Regions from separate parts of the Homo sapiens genome. Here region 1 is linked to region 2. Evidence: chromatin contacts called from ENCODE Hi-C or POLR2A ChIA-PET data. All regions are on one chromosome and are shown on one strand. The core of a region is the stretch at or near the end of the contact, and the rest is flanking DNA. Distances in the headings are between cores, read along the strand shown. Region 1 overlaps RORA (RAR related orphan receptor A). Region 2 overlaps RORA (RAR related orphan receptor A).

What was found. Hi-C counts contacts between places; a loop is a spot of excess contacts on that map. ChIA-PET counts read pairs that join two places held with the same protein, here RNA polymerase II (POLR2A). Pooled maps may share reads with other maps.
Region 1: a loop to region 2 is called in a pooled map, with 2.3 times the contacts of the local background. The contact joins two enhancer-like sites. A Hi-C loop is called at or near these places in 4 of 50 pooled maps. POLR2A ChIA-PET finds 5 or more read pairs at or near these places in 3 of 52 experiments (T-cell, WTC11 and activated naive CD4-positive, alpha-beta T cell).

The regions. Positions count from the first base shown.
Region 1 is chr15:60,659,052-60,662,274 of GRCh38, reverse strand. The region is part of intron 2 of RORA (RAR related orphan receptor A); the gene reads left to right. LOC105370846 (a long non-coding RNA gene) reads right to left here. Exons shown (of 5, transcript XR_007064663.1): 5 at 1-3,223. Among named protein-coding and RNA genes, the nearest start is that of RORA-AS2, 21 kb to the left of the region's middle. RefSeq lists an enhancer at 1,616-1,665. Within about 2 kb of position 1,599, at least 8 of the 41 ENCODE cell types and tissues checked have a DNase peak (open chromatin) inside an H3K27ac peak, as active enhancers do.
Region 2 is chr15:60,566,582-60,569,810 of GRCh38, reverse strand. The region is part of intron 2 of RORA (RAR related orphan receptor A); the gene reads left to right. The region is part of intron 3 of RORA-AS1 (RORA antisense RNA 1); the gene reads right to left. Among named protein-coding and RNA genes, the nearest start is that of RORA-AS1, 89 kb to the right of the region's middle. RefSeq lists a silencer at 1,247-1,541. Within about 2 kb of position 1,495, at least 5 of the 41 ENCODE cell types and tissues checked have a DNase peak (open chromatin) inside an H3K27ac peak, as active enhancers do.

The sequences.
Region 1 (3,223 bases), core at 350-2,849, 92 kb before region 2:
ATTTTGCCTGTTAGCAACTACTTGCAAATTAAGCCAGAATTAAGTAGGAGATTAGTGGTGGCTATCAAAGATGGGAACCATCATAAGCTAATAATACCATCCCCCAACTGTTGTCATATGAGAAAAAGCTTCTCAGAAATAATTAATGATAAAGCACAAAATGAATTTTAGTTTCATTCATCAAAATCCCAACATTACCTCTATTTTAATGAAATCTGACTTCCATTTTTCTTCTAAGAATGGGAGATCCCAATAGGAGAAAATAAATCCAAGCCTTCTTCATAGAGTGTGGTTGACTGAGAAAAAGAGGTTAAGTGTTTCCACTCTTTGGTTCAATATACATCTTCCTAACACAGACCTCAGCATTCTAAAGTCCCAAGTTTTTCTCCATGCATTCGTGGGATTTTCACAAGTCAAAATACCCCTGTTCCCTCTGGGACCAGAAGCTTGAGATACCAGGTAGTTCTGGACAAGGGCTGCTAGTTTCACAGGTGCTGAAGTTTCAGAAAAATATCTGAACCTCTCGGGTTCTGATGGAGTCAGGGTTTATCTAAATGGAATTAAATCTTCCGTAGCTTTCCAGTGTTTAGTTCCCGTGCCTCTGCCTTGGAAAAGAGGGGGCCCTTTCAGGTTGATAGTGAAGTTAATTGAGATTATTCTTCCCCTTATTCAAAGAGAATTAATAGATGGGAGAAACCCTTTACCTGGTCTCAAAGTTTCCATGGTTCCAACAGCTTCTACCTGGGAAAATCCCCAACCATTCTTTTGGAGATCCCTGTGTCTGAGTGAAAGGAATTCTGAAACTGCCCATAGACATCAATGGCAGCTTGATCAGTCTGCCCTGGGTATTACCATAATAATTACAAGGTCCCAGGCAGATAGCAGCTTTTTAAGTGGCAAAATCACTGTTAGGACAGTGTCCTGTAACTCACTCTTGGGCCAGGAATCCCATGTATGCTATATCAAGTAACTCATCTACATTTGCCATTTTACAGATTGTGCCTGGCCCAGCACATCCGATTGCATGCCTTGTGCAACTGCACCACTTCTTTACAACACTTGCTGATAGTTAGTACAAATTACAGTGATTTTTTTATATAAAGGTAGCTAATGAGCTGAAATGTAAAGTAATTGCTATTTTCAATGGACAGGATGAATCTGCTCTTTAATTTTTTCCTGAAAAAAAAAAAAAATAACTCCTCTATTTTTTTTTTTTGCCAGAATTTCAGTGAGTGATTCACATTACTGTCAATTACACGCCCTTATTATGGATTACAGCCACTAGGCAGCTGTCCAGGAAAACACAAGTCTGAAAATGCTTCTGTTTTAAGAAAATTAAATTCATGGTTGCTCCTCCTGTGGGCATGTGCAGCAGGCAGGAAGCCTCCACTTTCTTGCCAAGGAAAGGGATAAGGACTTGCCTACTTTATCTGAATTAAATAGCCACTCTGACATCTTGAGATCTTGATACCAATGCCCAGATGTAGGGCTTGGTTTTGGTTTCTAAATAGTTTTTTTTTTCTTTCAGTGTGTGTTACAAAACACAGACTGGTGTTATAAAACAGTATTTCTGGTTATGAGTCACAGCAGTGCCTGTGTGTTACCAGAGAGGCCTCATGGAAGCTGAATGGAGAAACTGTTCACCTCCCTTCTTCCCAAAAGTCGGAGTTGACAGTTTGAGGCTCTTAGCTCTGTTTTCAAAGATGTCCTCGTTGCCAGCATATGCAGGTAGATTTCTTTTTAAGGTGCAGGTGAAACTACAACTGAAAATACTATCTGTGCTGTTAGGCTGCTCCACGGTCTAAGAAATCCAGCTTTTATATGGGCAAAATAAAAGCTGCTAAAGTCTGTCAGAGGTATTCTTCCTAGGAATGGTGTAAGATTTAGCAAAATATCTTTAAAGCATTCCATTAAGGTTGCCTAAATCATTTATGCATTTGGGAAAACTGAGAATTACTTGAGATTTTTCCAGTTCTGAGCCTTTAACTACATTTATATCTGATTCATAGAATAAGACATTTCAAATAATATTGCGATGAAGCTGACCTTCACATTATCTGTGTTCCAGATACATTGTGTCTAAGTAATGTCAGCGTCTAAAAGAAATATTTAAAAGACAAAGGATTGTGAATTGGGTGAAATCAGTTTCACCTCTTAGCTTGTTTAGATGCTAATTCAAGCCAAAAACTGAAAGAAAAAAAAATTTTTAGATGATTGATGAAATTTGAATATTGATTGGTTCTTTAGATGATAGTAAATAATTTTTTAATATTGTCAGGCATAATACTGTCGTGGTAGTGGTTTTTAAAAAATCCTTATTAGTTGAGATGAAGACTGAAGTAGTTGTGGATGAAATGACAAGATATCCAAGATTTACTTTAAAATGCTCCAGAAAATAAGTATGTTGGGGAGGACTGGGAATAAATAAAGCCAGAGTGATAAAATATTGTTTTAGCAGGGGGATGGGAACATAGTGGTAGATTATGCTATTCAATTTTTTTATGAACTCAAAAATGTTTGACTGAGTTCTTTTTTTCACCTCCTTGTTGTCTGTGATTTATCAGATGATTATTTTTACATTTGGGGTTTGATCACTTTGGGTAGTTAGTATTTAGTGAGGAGGACATGACAAGGATGAAGCATATCAAGTTCAGGCAGTCAACGATGATCTCTTGAACTATATAAAGTGTATGCATTGCTATGTAAATTATGCATTGATTGTTAGCATGCAAGTAAGAAAAGTTACCTTTTATACTAAGGTTGTCTGACCTTCCTTTCAGGTAGCGAAAAGGTGCAAGCATTACCTGCTCTTGTTTTAAATTTTTTCCCATGTTTTCATAGTCATTAAGGCCTAGATTTGATTGTTGGATGGACTAGAGGGTTAACTTCACCTCCCATGTTAGAGATGAGGACGTTTTCTCAGGGCAGTGTAATGTGTCTTGTTCAAAGTCAGTTCTACTTGCTTACAGAAGTGGAAGCAAGACTGGGACCCTTCAAAATCAGTACCCTTTTCCACTCTATCATGCTTCGCCAATCTTGTCCTTTAAAATACTCATTAACAATCTTCCCTCCGGGGATCAAAGCAGTTTTCTAAATCCAGACCAGTGACTGAGTGTCAGATGTTCATTTCAGGTAGTGTGGCCCCAAATTATCTTTTCTTTTATTGAACATGATTTCCAAGTTGTGTGATGAGTCCCAGAAGTGATCCTTTTTAATTCTGTTC
Region 2 (3,229 bases), core at 246-2,745:
GCCCTGCTCTCTGTACGTTCTTTGTCGCCAGTAGGTTTAACTTACTCAAAACCTTCCTTGTCTGCATCCCTCTTTTACCCTTGTATTGTTCATCCTCCCCTGTTCAAGCCATTCACCCTTTTGAGCTGTCGTTACTGTAAGGGAGTGACTGCTATTTCATTTACTCATTATTTACTGAATGAGGAGACTAATTGTCATTTTTCTTTGCTGTTGCCCTGTTTCCCCCTTTTAACCACCACCCTTCCGCCCCTTTATGGTGAGGACCAAAATCACTGTTGTCATTAGCTAGCCTGTATTGAGCATCTACTACATATTTACTAAGCATCATTCAGAAGACTTGAATTTTGTAAAAATGAATCCTTTGGGTTTTTTCTTTTCTTTTTCTTTTTAAAGAGACAGGGTCTCACAGGCTGGAGTGCAGTGTTGCCATCATAGCTCACTGTAACCTGGAACTCCTAGGCTCAAGTGATCCTTCTGCCTCAGCCTCGCCAGTAGCTGGGGCTACAGGCATGTGACACCACACATGGCTTTTTTTTTTTTTTTTTTTTTAATTTTTTAAAGAGATGGAGTCTCTCCATGTGGCCTAGGCTAGTCTCGAACTCTTAGGTTCAAGCAGTCCTCCCACCTCAGTGGTTTCTTTTGAGAAGGAGTGCAAAATGAACAAGGCACTTTCGTTGATTAATTTAATTCAACCAATTTTCTATATATAATACCTCTTACCACAAAGAAATGATTAGATTCTAAATGCCAGAAGATAGAGGTGTGAAAAGACACTAACCACAAAAAGGCCTTTTGTAAATTGTATTGTCAGCGTATTTTAAACTCCAGGAAATGCCATAATATTGAGTTTTTTTTTTTTTTTTTTTAGCGCAAAACCATCTAAACTGAAATCCATATGAAAAATATCAAAACTATTCAGTCAACTTTTACCTACTTCACTTTGTCATCAACAACTCCCTGTTCCGTCCTTGCAAAGCAACTAATCTTTTTTACTTGTACTAGGAAAACATATAAAACCATCCTGACAGTTTGATAATACAACAACAGTGCTTAGATTCAAGATAAATGTATATTACAAGAAAAGTGAAAGAAGCTCTCAGGTGAGTGAGCTCTGGGTCAAGGCCCTTCGAGCCAAAGGAGAGGAGGTCCTGGACTTTGGTCTGATGTGTTCCAGGATCTGTGCCTGGCCTGCTTCCTGCCTCCCATAGCAGCAGCAAGTCCTGCTTTCCCCAGTGAGATCTCGACTAGACTTCCCCAGTGCCTTGTCAGAGAAAAGGGGCTTCTTCCTTCCTTAGAATCATTCTGACACCACACTGAGCCGGGGTATGCAAACAGGGAGGTTTGGGTCTTGAGAATAGATCATGCAAATTTCTTTCTTGTTTCCCTTAACTACATCAGCAGTAGAGAGCAGAGAAAGCCTTCACTGCCATGCTGCCTCATGGAGGTGCTGAAGTTTCTCCCAGGTAGGAGAGGACTTTGGGCTTCTTTTGGCATCACTACCCTCAGGATGCCTGGCTGTTCCACCTTTCTGTGGGTGGGGCAACCCTTGTCTCTGGCAGAACAGAAAGGTGCACAGGGGCAGAGGTAACAGCAGGAGACATAAGCATTGTCCTATCCATTTTCCAGCAGAGCACCACTGTCCTATCCAGAGCTTATTTTCCTGGAAACCATTCTCTCCATAAAACAGTGGTTCTCAACTGGGGGCACTTTTGACCCCCAGGGAACATTTATCAGTGTCTAGAGAGATTTTTTGATTAATACAATTCGAGAGTGCTATTAGCATCTAGCCACAACAAAGAATTATCTCACACAAAATGTCAGTAGTGCCAAGGCTGAGAAACCCTGCCACAGAGCATGCTTTCTACCTTCTGTTCATCATAGGCCCCTTACATATGACATCTTCATTTTCATTTTCAACCCAAACACATTTTATTTAACACCGTATAACTTCAATTTTAAGTAAAGGAATAAATGGAAAACTTTATTGGCATGAGAAAGAAAAAAAGGGAAAGTAATGCATTACCAAAAGAAGCCGGAGATAATCAGTATGTATGAACTCATGCAATGGTAGAATTATTCTTGCTAATAAAAGAGGGTATCGGCTGGGCCTGGTGGCTCACACCTGTAATCCCTGCACTTTGAGAGGCCAAGGCAGGCGGATCACTTAAGGCCAAGAGTTCCAGACCAGCCTGGCCAACATGGTAAAACCCTGTCTCCACTAAAAATACAAAAATTAGTTGGGTGTGGTGGTGCATGCCTGTAGTCCCAGCTATTCGGGAGGCTGAGGCAGGAGAATCACTTGAACCTGGGAGATGGAGGTTGCATGAGCTGAGATCACACCACTGCACGCCAGCCTGGGTAACAGACCAAGACTCAGTCTCAGAAAAAAAAAAATAATAATAATAATAATAATAATGATAATAAAAGAGGGCATCTCTCTAAAAGAAAAGGTGCAAACCCAAACATTTAGTGCCCCTAGGCAGGTGGTGTGAGTGTGGCAGGTAGAGGAGGCACTTGGACCGCTGGACGGCACATATGCTTTGGAAAGGGAGCACCTCCCTTGGCTCTGTCGCCGTTTGGAATAACTGGTCTGTCATCACCAGGTCTTTTTTTTTTTTTTAAGAGAATCTATAAATCTGAACTTTAATGTGAAATTCCCTGGTTATTAATGGCTAGAAACATATTTTAAAAACTCATAGGCTAGCTCGTTATGGAAGCAGATTAATGGTTTTGGCTAGTTCATCTTTGTTAGTATCTTTATCATTATTGAGATTGTGTGGTTGAACATTGGACAGATGAGCTCTCACACGTAATCTAAACAGACTCCTTTCTGTTCTGAAGGCTTAAGTCACCTAGAAAATAAGTCCAAACTCCTTAACAGAGTATTCAAGGCCCTTTAGGATTAGGTCCCGCCAACCTGGCTACCCACTTTCCATCCTTATATTGAGCCATTTGCTCCACTCTACCCTGCCCTTGAGACACAGTGAGCCTCTCTTTGAACACATCACGCATGTTCATGCTGGGACCTCTCCTTGGCTTTTCTTCACTCCCATCGCAACTTTCACTGCCTAGGGAAGTGCGATATTCATTCTCTGTGGCCCAAATCAAATGACAAATAATCTTCCCGAATTCCCTAAAAGAAATCTGGTTTGGTATATTCTGTTATTATGATCTTTATAAGTTGCTACCATGTATTCATCTAGTCATCTCCCCAACCTCAAGTAATGTG